3 separate regions of the Homo sapiens genome follow, and regions 1 and 2 are each linked to region 3. Evidence: read pairs that join two places in POLR2A ChIA-PET (ENCODE). Cell type or tissue: GM12878. All regions are shown on one strand. Each heading gives the region's core, and the rest is flanking DNA. Links, peaks and the distances in the headings are about the cores only. Region 1 overlaps TCF7 (transcription factor 7). Region 2 overlaps FSTL4 (follistatin like 4). Region 3 overlaps PPP2CA (protein phosphatase 2 catalytic subunit alpha).

Region 1 (6,714 bases), core at 535-5,534, 71 kb after region 3:
GGAGGAATGTAGTTGCTCATAACAGTGTCTGCTTCCACATCTGTAGTTCTTGCGACCTTCTGATATCTGTCAACTTTAAATTTTCTGGAAGTATTTAAGTATATTCAGACCTTCTGATATCTCTTAACTTCAAATTTTCAACCTGCTATATAGCAGCCTCTTATTGCACACTGAGGATCAGCTTATTTCCTTAAAGTGCTCTCACTTTGAATACCTCCCACCTATCTGGTGAAAATTCTTATTTGTCCTTTCTTTCCTGAATGTACCATTTCACAACCTCTAACTGCCTTCTTCAGTTGCTTTGCAGATTTTTCTGTTCCAGGAAGCTTACGGAAAGGGGTGGGAAAATAGAGAAGCTGTACTCTATCCTCAAGTACTCAAGCAGGGTTTCCAGAGTGGCTTTGTAAAAATTTTTATTTATTTATTTATTTATTTTTGGTGAGTGGAACCTGGCTTTTCCTCTTCCCTCCCCAAGCCCCACCCCGCTTCCTGACATTGCACATGCCTGAAAGAACTAGGCTTCAGATAAAAGAATGAGAACACTTGAATGAAAAAGGAAGACTTGGTCCAGAGCCCCTGGTGAATATGAAAGAAGTATTGGCCTGGACTATCTCCCGCATAATTCACAGCTGCTATCTTGTCTTCAGAAGTGAAACATCCCTTACCAATAGTGACCTAACTTGTGAGGACTGCTTGTGATAGTATAGTTCCCACCCCCAGGACATAAGTTTTCCCTTTCCAGTTAACATGCCTAATCCCATGCTATCTTTAAGAGCTTGAAAATCCTTCCTGACCTGAGCTAGGCTTTTATTCTAAGGGACTGTGTATGTGAACATCCCCACCATCTATGTTTCCTGTTTTCAAACTCGGTGCCGTTTTGAGTATTTTCAGATGCTCACTGCCAGTAATGGTTTGTTAGTAGCTCCAAACTATTAGAGAAGAGCTCAGGAGTCAGAATTTGAAAGATGCCCATAGGGTGATTTGAGATTTGGAACAAGGTTATCACAATAAGTTGGGATTGGGGGAGTTGACACAACCAGGGTCTGCTTGGGTGGGCAGCTGTTTCAGAAACCCTTGGTGAACTCTTAAAGCCCTGAAGAGCTTAAAAAATGCTCTGAAGAGATCTGAGAGTCGCAGTTAAGGACTCTCAAAGAACCTCAAAGAAAAGCCAACTTAGCCTTTTTATACAATTAACTAGATTTGGGTCTTAAATTCTACTTTGACATATAGGCCTAAGAGGTAGTTTAACATGGCCTTGTTACCCTTACCCCTTCTGTTCTGTGCTGTTTTCTGAGAAACGGATGCAGGAACTGATTCCCTTTCTTCCTCTCTGGAACAGGATATAAAGAACCCTTCCGCTTCCCTTTACTTGTGGCCTTCCTGGCCAGGCTTATGTATACTGAACAAAGCTAGGGTGCAGTGCTTCTGAGCTAGCTGTTAGGGGTCCACAGCCAGAAGGAATGGGAGACCACAGGAGCCATTCAAAAGATAATTACATGTCAGAAGAGAGTCCATCCATGGGGTTCTGTTAAAGTAGACACCTTCACGTTGGGAGACATAGGCTTTGTCTGCTTGCTGGGCTGAACCCTCACCATATCCACAGAGAACAAAATGGGGAGCAGCTGTACCAGGGGAGGGATGAACGTCTTTCACCCAAGTTGCCAGTCTGCTAGTTGTCTGGAAATGTTCAAGGGAGGCTAAGGTATCTTGTCTTATGATGTCTCAGGAAACAGGGTTGGTTCTCAGCTGGCAGTGAAGGGGGACTGGTGTGGTATTAGCAGTTGAACTTGAGGTTGCAATCTCAAGTCACCCTCTGGCCTCGCAGGAATGCACCAGGGTGATTTGGGAGGATCTGAGTTTCCTTTATGAAGTCAGATTAAAAAAAAAAAAAGCTGATCTGATTTAAACAGAGTTGCCAAAGACTTCCCCGCCAATACACAAAGACTGCATTGTTCAGGTACCCTGTGTACTCTAAGTGAGACACCAAATCAGATGCAGCAACCTGGTCTTGCATAAGCCCTGGTTAGAATGTAGGTTTTTTAAACAACTAGGCCAGTAGCCAGAACAGAATTCTTTAAAATGGGACAGATGTCCAGAGAATGGCTAGTGTCCTCTAGCACTCTCTCAGAAGCAAAAGCAAGTCTGGGGTTACAACTTCCAGTGGCCTACTTTAAATAGACGCTGTTCTGGAAAATGACTTTATACTTTAAACACAAAATCCAAAAAATAGAACTCAGTGGAGTGACAATGACAATGCATGATGGTGGCCCAGTGGCTGTCCCATGTGAAATACTTCTTGCCTGACATGTATCATCTACTTGTTGACTGACCTATTGAGGTGCCTTCATGACACCTTTTACATTCATGATAGGTCTCAGGAAGACAGCAGTGTACTTGGTGGAAACTCATGTAAAAAGTGGGTTGTAGGGAGCTAAACAGTGAGTACACATGGTATATGGATACGGAATGGAATAATAGACATTGGAGACTTCAAAAGGTGGGAGATGAAAGGGGGATGAGGTATGAAATCCTACCTGTTGAGTACAATGTACACTACTTACGTGCACAGTACACTGTTTGGGTGAGAGGCACACTAAAAGCCCGGACCTCACCGCTACCCAGTATGTTCATGTAACACAGCTGCACTTGTACCCCCTAAATGTATACAAATAATCTAAAAATAGCCCGGACCTCACCGCTACACAATATATTCATGTAACACAGCTGCATTTGTACCCCCTAAATGTATACAAATAATCTAAAAATAAAGTGGATATGGTGGCTGTCGTGTCCACCAACAGCGTATGTAACTTTTTAAAAAGTGGGTAATAGATTTATCAAACTTGAAGGCTTGTGTGAAAATATGAAAAATACTTTGCGTCTTAACAGATGCAGTCTTTGGGTGCAGCGCACCAGCACGGCACATGTATACATATGTAACTAACCTGCGCATTGTGCACATGTACCCTAAAACGTAAAGTATAATAATAATAATTAAAAAAAAAGATGCAGTCTTTGGGAGGAAGGGGTGCTATTAAAAAATCCTCCTTTAGGATTTTGTGGTGCTAATAGGTTATAAAAGACTCGTTTGCTCTTGTTTTCCTTGAAATAGGATATGCACTTGTGGAATGTTTTCTTTTCTCTCTGCCCTCAGAGGAAAATGGAGCCTAGTGGTCATGTGTACCTATTTCAGGTTGAATTGTCTTGTCAGCCTTTATGGACGGCAGTTGGCAACTCATTTATTCTTATATGAGCACTGGGGAGCAGGCTGGCCTGCATCATTGTGGGGTTAAGAGCAAAGCTTGGAATGGGAGTATAGGCATAGCTCTCAGGTGAGGCAGGCAGGGCCCACACCCCTTTAGGGGAGATGACAAGTGTAATCCCTGGTTTCTACAGGCTGGAGGTTTGGGAACATATGTACCATAGGAAACAAACTCCAAGTTTCCTGACTGTGGAGAAGGAAAGGAAAGAATATCATGCTCTGTTACTGAAACAGCTTATTCCTCAGGGTCAGGCTTTGAAAAACAAACCCAGTAAAAAGTATCTTTATTCTCATGTTTAAAAGTTTTTCTATGATGATGCATTAACAATACAAAAATATTTTGAACACTACAATAATCTTTTTCTCAAGACTTCTTGCAGTGTTACACTAGAATATGTGATCTTTGGATTCTGAGAAACCAGTGGCTAAAGTAGGAACTAAAGGCTTTTTTTGAGGGGTGTGTGAATACATGGACAGCCCTTTTTTTTTTTTTTTTTTTTTTTTGAGATGCAGTCTCCCTGTTACCCAGACTGGAGTGCAATAGCGCCATCTCGGCTCACTGGAACCTCCGCCTCCCGGGTTCAAGTGATTCTTCCGCCTCAGCCTCCCGAGTAGCTGGGATTACATGCGCGCACCACCACGTCCGGCTAATTTTTGTATTTTTAGTAGATACAGGGTTTCACCATGTTGGCCAGGCTGGTCTCAAACTACTGACGTCAGGTGATCCACCTGCCTCGGCCTGCCAAAGTGCTGGGATTACAGGCGTGAGCCACCGCGCCTGGCCCGGCAGCCCTTTTTCTTTGGATTTAGGCAAAAAACAAAAATTAAATTAAAGACTTGTTTTTCAAGGCTGAGGGTTGAAGCTTGGCTCAAAAATGGGTTAACGTAGGCTATGGTGAAAACCTGTTGTCCACTACTGGAGGTTTTCTGGGCTCCTTGATCTAGTTGTAATGGTCCTCTGTCCCGCAGCCCCATGGGGAAACTGGAGCCGGCCAGGCGGACTGAATGCTGAAAGACAGGCTCTGGCTGTCATGAGGTTTTGGGTTTGCCCTCTCAAGCTGCCCAGGAGCTGGCTGGACTGCCATAGATGAACTGGAAATGGAATTGTGAAAAAGGCTCTGTGAATGGGGAGGGGTGCACACTGGATTTGGGCCATGACTTCTTTGAACTGTTGACTGCAGCTGCTAGTGACAAGCCTGGGGCCAGAGCTTCTTAGGCTGGTGGGTTTCTCAGGGAACACTTCCAAATAATTTGAACTAGAGCTAGATACACCCTCCCCTCCCCAATTTGCCTGATAAGGTAGTGTCAGATTATTTCTGTTGCTTAGGTTGATAGGCCTAAACTTAACCTATTCCATTCCCCTTCCTGCTTCTTGCAAGCTCCTGAGATCATAGTAAGGGGCTTCCTCTGGTCCAACTTATGAGTAGCAGCTGGTTTTGTTTTTGTTTTTATAAACAGAGCTTCTCCATTTCCTTAGAAGAGCTGTCATCTTGAGCTTTGTGCTTGTGACCATGCTCACATGTTGTTTGACAAACCAGCTCATTCTTGGTCCATGAAGTGTCTGAATGGGGAGGGTGTGGCAGTGGGGGATGGGGGAGATGGGTAGAGAAGGTAGCTAGGCTCAGTTCAGCCCATCTCTGACCTATAGCAGAAAAGCTAGGGAGGCAGAGGCTTCTGGCTGGCAAGACAGATGGTACAAAGAATAGATGCAGGCAGCCATAGGTACAAGGGATTCCCTTAATTAGATGACACATCAAGACAGATCTGATTCCCACCACTTGGAGCAGTTTGAATCGATGACCCCAGGTTCAGGCAGAAGTCCTGCAGCCTCTGAAATCTTCAGGGTCTGGACCCTGAGATGACGTTAACAGGACCCCTGGCCAGTTTCCATGAGATCTGGGTCTCTGTCACTTTCAGGGGGTAGGCTCCTGGAGGCGGCCAGGTGTCCTGTGCCTGCTAGGCCACCTGTCTCTGAGATTCCTGTTGCTGTACCTGTGTGCTCTGCAGGGTGCTGCGGGGGGCCTGTGGGGGCCCTGGGGTTGGGAGGCTGAGAGCAGTGGAGAGACCTGGGGATGTAGGTGCCGGCTCCGCAGGGCTAGTAAGCAGTTCTGTGGGGAAGCGGGGCAGCAGATGGTATGAGGGTGAGTCCTGGGGAGCTGGGGACCCGGGGCAGCCTAGAGCACTGTCATCGGAAGGAACGGGGCTGGGGCAGCGGCCTTCTCCGGGTAAGTACCGAATGCATTTCTTTTTCCTCCTAGGAATAGTGAAGAGAGTTATCTGTAAACAGAGGGTGAATTCATAGTCATACACCACAACCAAAAAATGCTGCCTTTGCACAGGCCTGGCTGATTCCTTGTCCTCTCTTCCTGGGACTTGGGTGGTAAGTCAGTGTCCTCAGACTGCCATTCTGCTTGGTCTGGCCCAGACCTAGGACAGGTGCAGTTCCCAGAACAGCCACAAGGTGGCAAAGGGGCCTTTTGTCACTAGGCCTATGGGCTGTCATCTGTCTTCCAAGGGAGTCATCTCTCCTGTCTTCCAAGGGAGTCATCTCCCAGTCCCGGCCTTTGAGCTTCTCCAGATGTGTTTGTGGGACTCACATCTGCACCAAGGCAAGGGGCCGCAATGCCTATGGCTTCCTTGCCCAGCCATCCCAGTCCTCAAGCTGGGCTAGAGGAAGAAGACATGGACAGTGACTCTTGTCCATTACCATCCTTGAGTTCTCTGGGCCAGTTTGTCTCTGATGGAATGAATGGAATAGAACTTCCCCTGAAGACAGGGTTGTTTCCCACCGTGCATATGTATGTGGATACACAGACACACCCCAAACTCCTCCTTGCCCTTGGACAGGGAGTGTGGTGGGTACACTGAGAGGCTGGACAAGTGTTCCTTAGAGCCAGTGGCCTTACTGCCTGGAGTACCCTCTATCTTAGCCCTGCCAGGCCTGGCCTGAAACTGACTGAGGAAACTTTAACCACTTGTTGGGTAAACCTTGTCACACCCACAAGTATTTCTCTGTTGTATGGTGAAACACATGAGCCCTTTCCCTCAGACAGCCCAGGGTACCCCCTGGGTCCTCTCCCCCAGCCTCTCCAGCCCTTTGGTATCAGTAGGTACAAGATAGCAAGTCATAAGGCTACCTGGCAACCAGATGGTTCTGTGTTGTTGTCACCTTGCTTTTTCAGATTAAGGGCTCAGGATGGTACAGGCAGGGATCCCATCTTGAAGAGGAAGTGAGGGAGCCCATGGGCCATAATGACTTTGAGGCCTGGTAGAATGGGCTCCAGGCCCCCTTAGTGGTGGCTGAGCTGTCTGTTTGCTGAGGACCTGCTAGGCCCACTGGCATCAGAGCTGCCTTCTTGAGTCTGTCCTTCCTTTCTGGAACATTCTGTGTCTTTCTCTCCAATCCTCCTGCACTTAGACCCAAGTGGTCTTCTCCACGCGCTGTGTTCAGT
Region 2 (6,714 bases), core at 577-5,576, 980 kb after region 3:
GTGCTGCAAGAGTCTGGAGCGCCTTTTCCAGCCTAAGATTAAACATGCATCCAAGAGGGAGTTCACATAACAGAGGGTCCAGAAGTGAGGGGAGCCTTGTTGATGTTTTCTGAGTCTTCCTCCTCTCTAACTTCCCCAATGGCACATCTGGAGTGCAGCAGTGCCCCAGGGTCTCCCTGGCTTCCACCCAAGGCTCCCCTGATGGGGCAGTGGTTCAGTTCATGATGTCTTCACTTTGCCTTTTTTTTTTTTTTTTTTTTAGGCAGTAGGGTCTCTCTCTGTCACCCAGACTGGAGCACAGTGGCATGATCTTGGCTCACTGCAGCCTCGACCTCCAGAGCTCAAGCGATCCTCCCATCACAGCCTCCAGAGTAGCTGGGACCACAGGCATGCACCACCATGCCTGGCTAATTTTTTTATTTTTTTGTAGAGAGGGGTGTTGCTATGTTGCCCAGGCTGGCCTCAAACTCCTGAGCTCAAGTGATCCTCCTGCCTCGACCTCCCAAAGTGCTGGGACTACAGGTGTGAGCCACCGTACCTGGCCTTTGCCTTCTTAAGGTTGTCAGGAAGTTCAGCCTGGGCCTGGACCTGGTATGTCTCCTAAGGACACCTGAGCCACTGCCTTGCAGGAGGCTTTAGCCTTACCCAGCCCAGCTTGTAAGAGGGAAAACAAATCCACCACTGAGCAGAGGCTAGAATTATGGACGAATGGTGTAAGGCCCCCAAAGACAGGTGCACCCCAGCAGATCAGCAGCCCAGGGCACATGCTGCAGCCCCTCCTGGCAGTGGGTCTCTGGATTATGACGCCGCCTTCTGTTTGTTTGATGAGAAATCAGTAGTGTCTGCTCACGTTCATGTTCCCCAGAGCTAACAAAGTGCAGCCTGTAATTTGTTTACTTCCTGGCTGACTGTGGGTTTCGTTACTGAAGCAGCTGTGTGTCTGGATGTGCTTCTGACCTGGCCCTGTGTCCCCACTCACCTCAGTCCTTGAGGAGGCACAGCCCACTGCCCCCACCTCAGAAGCTAAGCAGAGGCGTGGCCACCAGCAGCACCCTGTGCTCGGCATGACCTGGGCCTGGGCCAGGCGGCCCCCAGGAGTGTGCCTGTGCTTGTGTCTGGTAGAAGGGGAGACTTTGCCCCCAGCCCCTGCTGTGGGGCCCCCACAAGGGGCCATTCCCTGGTGAGATTCCCCTGTAGCCCCTGTCTCCTGGGGACTCAGGTCCAGGCTTTGGGGGCTGGGGTGAGACCCATCTCAGAAGCAGATCCACACATTCCCTCCCTACTCTGGCCCCCATTCTAGGTATTGGGGTTGGGAAGGATGGGGTGCTGCCTCACTTTCTGCAGAAACAGAACATGCAAACCCATTCTGGGCCTCAGCCCTCTGCTTCTCTGACCACCCAGCCTGCACAGCGGCCACTCGGAGGGTGAAGTGACTGTCCCCAAACCTAGTCGGCACATCCTGCCTCAACAATGTCACCCACCCTTCATCTCATAACTGTCTTCCTCACTGTCCTTTATGATCCTGAGGGCCAGGAGACAGGAACGGGCAGAAACAGGGACAGGGCATCTCAAAAGTCACAGGTAATGGCTGTTGGGTTGAACCATCACAAGTGTTGTTGCCAGTGTTGTTACCATTCATACACGGTGCAGGCTCCGTGCCGGTTGTGAGGTCATAAGCATCAGCTCATCCCATACCCCTGCCCCATGAGGCACGTGGGGTTAACTCATTCAGATGAGTGGAGAACTTGCCCATGGGCCTACAGCCACCTACATGCCCTGGCCCAGAGCTCTCTGGGTTTCTTGCTTGTGGGACATAATATCTAGCCCCCAGCAATTCCAAATCTTTGCTGTGGGGCTGTCTGTAGTTCCCAGGCCCCAGTGGAATGTATCAAATTGGATATGGGTCCCTGTGTGTGGAGCTCCTATTCTTACTGGCTGCTGGCCTCTGGCCCCAGCAAGGAAGGAAGCAACATGCTCTGAGACCAGCACGTGGAATTGTTTAGCCAGGATATTCTCAGGGAGAGAAAACATTTTTCTATTGTATTCTTTTTTAAAAAAACAGAAAAAACAAAAAGGCCTACAACAAACTCAGTATATTTCAAATGACTTGAAAGAGCCACTCTTTTTTGTTTTGGGTTTTTTTTTCACTGAATCTCGCTATTTGGGGCTTTCTAATGTCGGCAGGCAGAGTACGGTGATAAAAGCAAAAAACAAAACCCATTAGAAGAAAGTATTTGTGGCAGTGTTTGAAGGATGTGTTAAAATGTTCACTTTTCTCCCCATACCTAAATGGTATAAAACCAGGAACAAATAATTCTAATGAAGCGTATGCTCTCAGCTAGCTCTTCTTTGGAAGGGAGTTATTAAAAAGACCAAAAGAAAATGATTTAGGAGCTCATGACTCATTTAATTTTTATTGTCTTTATATGAACCAGTCATGAATTCATTGTAAAAAGATGAGAGGCGTTTGATTAGCATGGAGAGCTGTTTGCACCACGATAGACAGTGGTTGTAGGCTCTGCATTAAAATAATCTCATTAAATGCTTGGGTACATTTTGTTTTAAAATCTTAGAAAACACTACATTTGAAGCACTTAAAGGCTTTGGCCAATTCTCTGTAGCTTGTGTCAAAAACATCTGAACATCCAGTTCTTTAGAGTTTTGAATGTGCTCAAACCATTGGGAGTAGTGTCCAGAGATCTCCAAGATATGGGGGCCGGGGCCTATGGTACTCCAGCCTGTGGAACCTGTGGGGTGACTCTGCCCTGCCAAGTGTCTCCTCTGGCCTTTGCTTTCTCAGTGCCTCTTTCGAGGTCCTCTTTCCCCTCTTAGGGGAAAGCCTTAGGGGAAGCCCTGGCCTCAGGGCTTGACTTGTACTCAGTGACCACTTCCGGCCCCATCTCCAAGGTACAGGGTCCCACAGGAAGGTTCTGATTCAGCTTCTATACCCTGATTGCAGAACCCAGGAACTCCCCACAGAGTCTCTTCCTCCCTGAGCCTCACTGCCTCCCTACAGAGGCCCAGTCAATGAAGGAGGCCGATTGGTGCCTCTCTTGGCCACTACAGATTGGAGCCTACCCCTCCAAGGCACTCTCTGCACTAAGCAAGGACAAGGGAGTCACCAGGAGGTCCTGCAGCCCATGAGCCATGCCCAAGCACTGCTCTTCCTGGACTCCCCCTCCCCAGCCCCATGCAGCTGTTTCAGGTTTTGTCTACAGCAAACAAGACTGCAGTAAACATCCTTATACCCACCTCTTTGCACATGTGTGTAAGTTGACGTGTAAGATAAGTTCTCGGAAGTGATGCATTTTCAGTTTTGATGGGTTTTGCCAAATCTCTCTCCAAAATGGCTGCACCAGTCTACGCCCTCTCCAACAATGTGTAAGAGTTTTGAACACAGTGTCAGGAGGAAATTCCTAACTGAAAGTCGTCTTGGTCCCTGAAATGAGCCATAGAAGGAAATTTATTTAAATCCTCTCTGGAGTGTCTCAACGACAGGAATCAGCTGTCATGGCTGTGAGTGTGGTCCAAGTTAGAGTCAGGAGCTGAAACCCTTGGTAAGGCCTTCTCAGCCTGGGGATTCAGGATCCAAGGATCCCCAGGAAGAGGGTTGCAGGTTTCCCAAAGGAAAGCAGCAGGTGTGAGGTGGTCTGGAACTTCAGATGACTGCTACAGTGCAGTCTAGAACCTGAGTCCCTTCCCGCCCCAGCTGGGGATGCCAAGCTAATTAGCCAAGGAGCCAAAGCCCCATTCAAGGGCTCAGGCCTGCACCTCACCAGAGGGCCCCATTAGCTGCCACCCCTACTACATAACACTCTGGAGTCCTGGCATGTCAAGAGGTATTTGCCTGCTGGCCTCTAAGGGTGGACAAGTGGAGGGCTCAGAGCAATGTCTCTGGCATGAGCCTTCTGTTGCAGGTGCCTGGGCCTCTGTGTATACCCAGATAATCAGGTTTGTCCCTATACGCAATTTCAACACGCATACCACTAGGTCAGAACTTCCCTATTTGAGTTTTTGAGCCAACTGAAGTTGGCTCTTCGACAGAAGACACCCTCACTTCTGACATAAACTGGAAGTCAGGTGGTTCCCAAAACCACCCTCAGGTTCAACAATTTGCTGGAAAAACAGAACTCATTGTAAGTGTTATACTCACAGTTAAAGTTTAATACAGCAAAAAGAGTACAGATTAAAGTCAGCCAAGTGATGAAGCCCAAAGGGCAGAGCCCAGGAGGGCTCTAAACGTGGAATCTCTGTTCTCCTCTCCCAGTGGAGTCACAGACATGTCACTGTCACAGTGTCAATTTCCCAGAGAAGCTCACCCAGGCCTCGGTGTCCAAAGCTTTTGCTGGAGCTCATTCAAATACTGCCCACATGGCTGCCCTCTCGTCCCCAGCCCCTCTAGAGACAGAACTGGTACCACCTGGCCCAAAGACCCCAGGCAAATAAAGAGACCCCTATGAGGCATGACATTCCAGAGCCTAGAGATTGCCTCCCTGTAGCCAAAGAGGGCAAGGCCAGACCTCCCTGGGTAATATGAATTCTTAACTATCCTTCCTCTCAGGGCTTCCCAGGAGGTAGCATCCTAGGCTAACACACTCCCTGAAATCAGCAAATATTCATTGAGCTCAGTTATGCACAGGAACCACATGACACGCTGAGAATAATACAGTCATGCACAAAGAGATGAGTCATGCGCGAAGAGATGAGTCATGCGCTAAGAGATAAGGGCCTCCCCTTTGGCATCCACAGTCAGAAGAAGACTGACCGCACACACCAGAGGACACCCAAGTCAGCCAGGGACCACACATGCCCCGAGCCTTGGAAGAACCAGGTGCTCTCCCCACAGTGGCTTCTCTCATGCCTCCAACTCCCTCTTCCAGGCCTGAACCTGGGAACGAGCAGGAGGACAGGCCCACTCCAGGTTGCTCACACTGAATGCAGCTGCCCACAACAGCCCTCTTCCAGGGGGCTCAGACAGCTACTTAGAGATTGCTCCAAGTTGCAGAGACTTCTTTTTCTTGAGAGGACTCTGAGAAAAAGGATGGTTCCTCAGGTCTTTGCAGGATGGCAAGTCCGTCTATTATGTCCGGAATTGGTGGGTTCTTGGTCTCACTGACTTCAAGAATGAAGCCGCGGACCCTCGCAGTGAGTGTCACAGTTCTTAAAGGCAGCGTGTCCAGAGTTTGTTCCTTCTGATGCTCGGATGCGTTTGGAGTTTCTTCCTTCTGGTGGGTTCGTGGTCTCGCTGGCTTCAGAAGTGCAGCTGCAGACCTTCAGGGTGAGTGTTGCAGCTGATAAAGTCAGTGTAAACCTAAAGAGTGAGCAGCAGCATTTATTGCAAAGAGCAAAAGAACAAAGCTTCCACTGCGTGGAAAGGAATCCCAGCGTGTTGCCACTTCTGACTCCGGAGGTCTGCTTTTATTCTCTTATCTGGCCCCACCCACATCCTGCTGATTGGTCCATTTTACAGAGAGCCGATTGGTCTGTTTTACAGAGAGCTGATTGGTCCGTTTTGACAGGGTGCTGATTGGTGCGTTTATAATCCCTGAGCTAGACACAAAAGTTCTCCACGGTCCCCACTAGATTAGCTAGATACAGAGTGTCCACACAAAGTTTCTCCAAGTCCCCACCAGAGTATCTAGATACAGAGTGCCGATTGGTGCATTCACAAACCCTGAGCTAGACACAGGGTGCTGATTGGTGGGTTTACAAACCTTGAGCTAGATACAGAGTGCTGATTGGTGTATTTACAATCCCTTAGCTAGACATAAAGGTTCTCCAAGTCCCCACCAGAATAACTAGATACAGAGTGCCGAATGGTGCATTCACAAACCATGAGCTAGACACAGGGTGCTGATTCGTGTGTTGACAAACCTTGAGCTAGAGACAGAGTGCTGATTGGTGTATTTACAATCCCTTAGCTAGACATAAAGGTTCTCCAAGTCCCCACCAGACTCAGGAGCCCAGCTGGCTTCACCCAGTGGATCCTGCACCAGGTCTGCAGGTGGAGCTGCCTGCCAGTCCCGTGCCGTGCGCCCGCACTCCTCAGCCCTTGGGTGGTTGATGGGACTGGGCGCCCTGGAGCAGGGAGCAGTGCTCTTCTGGGAGGCTCAGGCTGCGCAGGAGCCCACGTTGGCAGGGAGGGGGGTGGGGGTGGGGGAGGCTCAGGCATGGCGGGCTGCAGATCCTGAGCCTTGCCCCGCAGGGAGGCAGCTAAGGCCCGGCAAGAAATCCAGCGCAGCAGCTGCTGGCCCAGGTGCTAAGCCCCTCACTGCCCGGGGCTTGCCGGCTGGCAGCCACTCCGAGTGCGGGGCCCGCCGAGCCCATGCCCACCCGAAACTCACGCTGGCCCACAAGCCCCTCGCACAGCCCCGGTTCCCGCCCGCGCCTCTCCACACCTCCCGGCAAGCTGAGGGAGCCAGTTCCCGCCTTGGCCAGCCCAGAAAGGGGCTCCCACAGTGCAGCGGCAGGCTGAAGGGCTCCTCAAGCATGGCCAGAGTGGGAACCAAGGCCGAGGAGGCTCCGAGAGCGAGCAAGGGCTGCGAGGGCTGCCAGCATGCTGTCATCTCTCACTATGAGGGACTAGAATGAAGTGAATGTCGCCGTAACCTCAGTGTTGGTCGGGAAGGTCAGCACTAGGGAGCCAGTATGTTGGTACGTGTGTGCACTCATGCGTGTACATCATCATGTGTACCACGTGTCCATGTAGATGTT
Region 3 (6,714 bases), core at 650-5,649:
GCATCTCTGGGTGAAAGCTACATATGTGCTTTTTGGTGTGATTGCCTTCTAAAGAGTAATTTTGAAAATTTGAGGGCTAATTTTTTTCATTAGTGTATAATAATAGTATTTTTTGAGAAAAAAGATACTTGTTAATAGTTGATAATTTCTTCAATCATAAGAAGGAATGATAATGTAAAAGCCTTCCTTCTACCCACCTAAATGCCTGATTTGAAGGGGAAATATTTAAATAGTAAAAATAGATGTATACCATAAGAGGTCATTGTTACTAAAAAATCCTGAGGCCATTATTTTGTTAACCCATCAACAATTAACAGTGTTACATGTTCAGAACTGAGAGAATCTAAGTATGCATTTATAAAAGACAAGAGTGAACATGGTTTTTATGTTACTGACTAGCTAAAAAGAATTTTAAGATGTGATTAAGACTTATACAAAAGCCAAGGTTGTTAGTGTATAGTATACTTTGTCATCTTGAGAATCATAATTTGTTGATAGTTTAATAATTTGGTGTGCAGCTTTGCCTCAGGCTCAGTTCTATAATCAGCATTACATCAGTATAACTGGCCGGGTATGTTTCAATCTACAGATTGAAAGGAGTAAATAGTATCAACTTGCTTTTGCATTGACTACAGTAAACAATCTTTTATTATGTGACTTCAGCTTTGTTTTAGCTTGGGTATGATTTCTTGGCTTTGTGCTTACCAAACATGTGGAGAACGTTGTTTGATAGCCAGATTTTTTTTTTTCAAAGAAGTTCTTTACCTAGGTATGCTGTTTTCCATTGCTTTGCAAGCACTATAAATAAAGTGCAGTCATTAGTCATTAAAATGTTAGTTTTAACATTTGTTACGTGAGTATGGAAAAAACAAACTGCTTCCTTCTAATTAGATGAGCTGAAAAATATTTGACCAAGATGACATTCTTATATGAATTGGGTAATATGTTGCTGTGAGTATGTGTGTACGTTTCATTTTAAAGGGTGTTTGGCTCATTTCTCTAGAAGTGATTTGAATATTGAGGACAAGCAGGTGGGGGAAGCATGTTACAGAACATTATTTTTATCATACTTTTATAAGATATTGTTCTCAGTTACAGATGCAACTCAAAGACTCAGAAAGGTAAAGTGACTTGACTAAAGGGGCTAAAAGTGAGATTGCCAAGGCTTGTGGATTCTAAGCCTAATGTTCTGGTATTGCTTCACAGATCCCCTTCTGTTTTCAGAGGTAGTGTTAGTAGTGAAAGATGTAGGTAAATTGGGGCCAAGCTAAATTGGGAAGTCAACACTTTCATAAAATAAAACTTTTTTTTTTTTTTTTTTTTGAGATAAGGTCTTACTCTTTTGCCCAGTCTGGAGTGCAGTGGCGCAATCTCGGCTCACTGCAACCTCCACCTCCCAGGTTCAAGCAGTTCTCCTGCATCAGTCTCCCTAGTAGCTGGGATTACAGGTACCCACCACCATGCCCAGCTGTTTTGTATTTTTAGTAGAGATGGGATTTCACCATGTTGGCCAGGCTAGTCTCGAACTCCTGACCTTCAGTGATCCACCCACCTCAGCCTCCCAAAGTGCTGGGATTACAGGCTTGAGCCAGCGCGCCTGGCCAAGACATTATTTTTATTTTCATTGCTTGAAAGCTTCCTATTCATGTTACATACTGTTGTTCCTCTTTGTCTTGGAAAGAGTAATTATTATTCAGTTTTGGATGTAGCTGACAACATTTGCCCCTCAAATGAGATTGGTGAGATGAAAACCCTAGATAATTTCCCTTGTATTCTTAGTATAAATCATGATCCAGAGACTGAGCTCTAAAGTATTCTAATAAAGTATAACTGACTTTTTATATTGTTTATTGCAACTTATAAAATGCCTCTTTTCAGCAGGGCAAGGTGGCTCACACGCCTGTAATCCTAGCACTTTGGAAGGCCACGGCAGGCGGATCACGAGGTCAGGAGACCAAGACCAATCCTGGCTAACACGGTGAAGCCCCGTCTCTACTTAAAAATACAAAAAATTAGCCGGGCGTGGTGGCACACACCTGTAGTCTCAGCTACTGGGGAGGCTGAGACAGGAGAATTGCTTGAACCTGGGAGGCGGAGGTTGCAGTGAACCAAGATTGTGCCACTGCACTCCAGCCTGGGCGACAGAGGGAGACCCCATTCCCCCCGGCCCCAAAAAAGCCTCTTTTCATCCTCTTGGCTTCCACAGTCAAATGTCATGCATGTGTGTATTTGTTTCATGGTCTCCTAGGCAGGAAGCTGTAATGCAGTTAGTTTGGAGTTGACTTCATGAGGAAACAGAAAAGGTGAACATTCCCACTATTCAGAAACACAGGTTCCCCAACCCTCCCTACGTTCTCCACTGGGACCAGAATTGTATGTTTTCAGAAAATTGGCTGTAAGGCTAAGTTGAAGCTCATGTACTGTAGAAAGAATGAAGGACCCTTCAGGAGTATGTGGGATAACATTTGTATTACCAGTCTGGTGTGGCCCTGTTTTATGGCAGCAAATATGTTCCCTATCTCATGGTAAGTCAGGTTTGTCAGAGTTACCTGTGAGATAGCCTTTGCTTAGTTTGGAAGGGGTAAGTTAGGAAAACTAAGAGACTGGGTTTGGTGGGGTCTTTTATCAGGGTACTGAGGAGAGAGGCAAAGCTATATGTAACAGGGAGACACTATTTATTCTTTCTGCTTTGACCCATTTCTCTTACTTCATTATCATCCTTGCCTGAGAAAGCTGTCAACCTCCACTCATACACAGGCAGATCTGAATTGGATGAGAACCATGAAGGAGGAAGATTTTTGTTTTTGTGGGCTTTTTTTTTTTTTTTTTTTTTTGAGATAGAGTCTCACAGTCGCCCAGGCTGGAGTGCAGTGGTGTGATCTCGGCTCACTGCACCCTCTGCCTCCCAAGTTCAAGCAGTTCTCCTGCCTCAGCCTCCCAAATAGTTGGGATTATAGGTGTGTGCCACCACACCCAGCTAATTTTTGTATTTTTAGTAGAGACAGGGTTTCACCATGTTGGCCAGGCTGGTCTTGAACTCCTTACGTCAAGTGATCCACCCATCTCAGCCTCCCAAAGTGCTAGGATTACAGGCATGAGCCACTGGCACCAGACCTGTTTTTGTTTTAAATAGATTTTCTTTTGGCTTCTGGGGCAGAAGTGGTAGACCAGGCTGAAGAAGGGAGAGGTGTCTATTGTCAGTAAATGGCTGAGAGGTGGGGTTTGAAAGAATGGTAAAGAACAACCTGAGATTAACTGCTTTTTTTTTTTTTTTTTTTTTGATACGGAGCCTCGCTCTGTTGCCCAGGCCAGAGTACAGTTGCATGATCTCGGCTCACTGCAACCTTTGTCTCCCACGTTCAAGTGTTTCTCCTGCCTCAGCCTCCTGAGTAGCTGGGATTACAGGCATGTGCCACCATGCCTAGCTAATTTTTTTATTTTTAGTAGAGACAGGGTTTCATCATGTTGGCCAGGCTGGTCTTGAACTGCTGACCTCAAGTGATCCGCCCGCCTCAGCCTCCCAAAGTGCTGGGATTACAGGTGTGAGCCACTGTGCCCAGCTAACTGCTTAACTTCTTCACATTGCAGTATTATTGCCTGTTTATTGGTCTGTTGTGGATTGTGGTTTAGAATGGATGAACAAGGCAGTGACACAGATGCGTGTATATCTGAATCTGGGTATTTTTTAAACTAAATGTGACCAGTTGGCCAGTCCCTCTTGCACCCTGTGTTGCCACTTCTGCCTTAGTTTAGTCATTTAGTTGCTACTACAGATGGGGATTTTTACCCTGCTGGTGTTGAGGCTGGAAGGTTGCAAACCTTTGTCCTAGATGGGGACGAGGAGTAGAATGGGAGACAAGCAGTAGCATGTGTTTACCTGGCCAAAGGCCTGCAAAATGTAGTTCACAGAGGTTATGGAGTGTCATTGATGCTATCGTGTGACAGTGTACATTTGATTTTGGAACCAGTATTTAATAAACCTTCATTGTATGCATTATTGTCACTATTGAGCTTTGTCTAAAAAGCACTACCTTATTCTCGTGTATAAGGATTTCTTAGTTTGGTTTTGCTCTAATTAATAGCACAGTTTTGGATTAGTCAGGAGATTGACTTTATAGTTAATTCTAGATAGGGAATGTTTTAGAATGCTTGTGCCGGTGGTGATCAAGTAACTTATTTTTCTGCCACTAATCTGTAAATGAGCAATAATGCCCACTATCTATTTCTTTTGGCTGGCTTTACTTAATAAAATAGGCTTAAGACATGCTTTAGGATGGGGTAGAATTCTAGTAATGGAATCAACCTTAAAGACCATCTAGGCTGGCGGGGCACAGTGGCTCACGCCTGGAATCCCAGCACTTTGGGAGGCTGAGGTGGGTGGATCACGAGGTCAGGAGATGGAGCCCATCCTGGCTAGCACGGTGAAACCCCGTCTCTACTAAAAATACAAAAAATTTAGCCAGGCATGGTGGTGGGCGCCTGTAGTCCCAGCTGCTCGGGAGGCTGAGGCAGGAGAATTGCTTGAACCCAGCAGGCAGAGGTTGCAGTGAGCCGAGATCGTGCCCCTGCACTCCAGCCTAAGCGACAGCAAGACTCCATCTTAAAAGAAAAAAAAAAAAAAGAAAGAAACAACCATCTAGACTAATTCATCTTACACAGATGAGGGAGGAAACTGAGACCCAGAGTGGTTGAATCTTGTTCATGATGTATTATTGTGACAATTTTTTAATAAGTAGATATATAGCAGCATTTCTCAGTTGTGTAGTAGATTAAAACTTCTTTTTCTATGCAGGAATGATTGGGAGTGTTTAATTCATTCACATATGTAGGTTAGTTGGTAAAGGTTGAGTTTAGTCTATTGTGCATATGAGACATAGGGCTTTAAGGATCTTTCCTTTTGGTCAGAGGCAAAGGTGATATTGCAGAAACAGATGGGAAAACTCACAAATTTTATATTTTCTTTTATTACACTTTTAGAATTATCCCTCATTCCCAACATTTTTCTTTTATTTAGGTCCTAAGCCTTAGAGCCAAACAGAAAATACTAGTTACTAGAATATTACCTGGAGGGTTAAACTTTTAAAATATAACCATACTGATTTTAATCAAAGAAGATTGAAATGTTTCGTGAAATATTAGTGGTATCTGTTCAGTGTAGTTAATGAAAGACAAGTAGTCATGCACCACATAATGACATTTTGGTCAGTGGTGGACTGCATGTGATGGTGGTCTTATGAAATTATAATGGAGCTGAAAAATTCCTATCACCTGGTGACCTTGTAATGTCATAGTGTAACACTTTATATTGTTTATGTTTAGTTATACAAATACTTAACATTATGTTAACAGTTGCCTACAGCATTCAGTACAGTAAATGCTGTACAAGTTTGTAGCCTAGGAGCAATAGGCTATCCAATAGCTTAGGTTTGTAGTAGTCTATACTATCTAGATTTGTGTAAGACCACTCTGTGATGTTCACACAACAACTAAATAATTTGATGTATCCCTGCGATTAAGCAACACATGATTAGTATGAAGAATGGTTTGATAGTTGAAGGAAATTAACTCAAAACTCATTTGCTTCCAGGGCTAGTAATATGTTCTACATCATGTATCACCCCACGCCTCAAACTCTAGCCCTGTACACTAACTTATCACAAACCTTGGATTTTTTTGCACAATTATCAAAATGACATATCAAACCAACCGTACATCTTGACATAAAAACAGTATGAGACAAAATGAAATTCTCTTGGGATATTGAAAAAATTTTTTTTGCCTGTGAATTTAGTAATTTTACTTATTAAGAATTTTCAAATGATTTCAGTTCTTAAACTGAAAAATAAAATTCAAAAATTAATTGCATTTTTTCCAGTGTTTCTTCTATGTCTTTATATTGGTAGAACTGTCCAACTATATGGTAAGGATGTGAAATGTTAAATTTACTTGAACTAGAGTTACAATGAACATTAGAATTAATAATCAGACTTCTTTTTTTTTTCTTTTTTTGAGAAGGGAGTTTCGCTCTTGTTGCCCAGGCTGGAGTGCAGTGGCACGGTCTTGGCTCACCGCCACCTCCACCTTCCAGATTCAAGCAATTCTCCTGCCCCAGCCTCCCGGGTAGCTGGGATTACAGGCATGCGCCACCACACCCAGCTAATTTTTGTATTATTAGAGATGAGGTTTCTCTGTGTTGGTCAGGCTGGTCCTCAAACTCCCGATCTCAGGTGATCTGCCTGCCTTGGCCTCCCAAAGTGCTGGGATTACAGGCGTGAGCCACTTCGCCCGGCCAATAATCAGACTTTTAGTAGTAAAATTACTTTCAAAAATGGAGATTCCTTTGTCAAATAGTACTATTATTAGTACTAAGATTGTAAAGAGGTTATTTGTGTCTGATTTTGAGTTTGATGCTACAGAGAAGACAGGTTAGGCCTGCATTGACGTTTTTCATCAAGGGCAGAATTGATGATACAGAAACTTGATTTCTGTCTAGGCATGGTGGCTCATACCTACAATCCTGGTGCTTTGGGAGGCGGAGGCTGGAAGCTCACTCGAGACTAGGAGTTTGAGACCAGCTTGGGCAATGTAGTGAGACCACCGTTTCTACAAAACAAAAAACAGGTTTCTTTAGTTAAGTATAAATCATTGATCTGTGATTAATCCAAACACTTTTTCCTCAGTATAGACCTTGGGGTTCTTCGGTGTTTGACTACC

What was found. ChIA-PET counts read pairs that join two places held together with the same protein. Peaks named below come from ENCODE experiments on the same cell type or tissue, not always from the same donor. Only the 100,000 strongest peaks of a DNase experiment are listed, where the experiment ranks them.
Region 1: POLR2A ChIA-PET joins it to region 3 with 5 read pairs; 14 of 35 experiments call an interaction of 5 or more read pairs at or near these places.
Region 2: POLR2A ChIA-PET joins it to region 3 with 6 read pairs; 1 of 35 experiments calls an interaction of 5 or more read pairs at or near these places.

Annotation. Positions count from the first base shown.
Region 1 is chr5:134,145,026-134,151,739 of GRCh38, reverse strand. TCF7 (transcription factor 7) reads right to left here. Exons shown (of 10, transcript NM_003202.5): 10 at 3,530-5,516. The coding sequence ends at 5,437. It overlaps SKP1 (S-phase kinase associated protein 1), which reads left to right. Exons shown (of 6, transcript NM_170679.3): 6 at 1-2,805. Among named protein-coding and RNA genes, the nearest start is that of SKP1, 29 kb to the left of the region's middle. RefSeq lists enhancers at 5,765-5,814, 5,925-6,004. In GM12878, for the core only: no CTCF peak of the experiment used is centred there; no DNase peak of the experiment used is centred there.
Region 2 is chr5:133,238,668-133,245,381 of GRCh38, reverse strand. The region is part of intron 7 of FSTL4 (follistatin like 4); the gene reads left to right. Among named protein-coding and RNA genes, the nearest start is that of FSTL4-AS1, 14 kb to the left of the region's middle. RefSeq lists enhancers at 1,054-1,575, 4,297-4,797, 4,588-4,867, 4,798-5,298. In GM12878, for the core only: a CTCF peak has its summit at 810; DNase peaks (open chromatin) are centred at 931, 2,884 and 4,691; H3K27ac peaks cover 2,373 bases.
Region 3 is chr5:134,216,577-134,223,290 of GRCh38, reverse strand. The region is part of intron 1 of PPP2CA (protein phosphatase 2 catalytic subunit alpha); the gene reads left to right. Among named protein-coding and RNA genes, the nearest start is that of MIR3661, 5.8 kb to the left of the region's middle. RefSeq lists enhancers at 3,729-3,788, 3,839-3,898. In GM12878, for the core only: no CTCF peak of the experiment used is centred there; a DNase peak (open chromatin) is centred at 3,720; H3K4me3 peaks cover 2,493 bases; H3K27ac peaks cover 1,515 bases.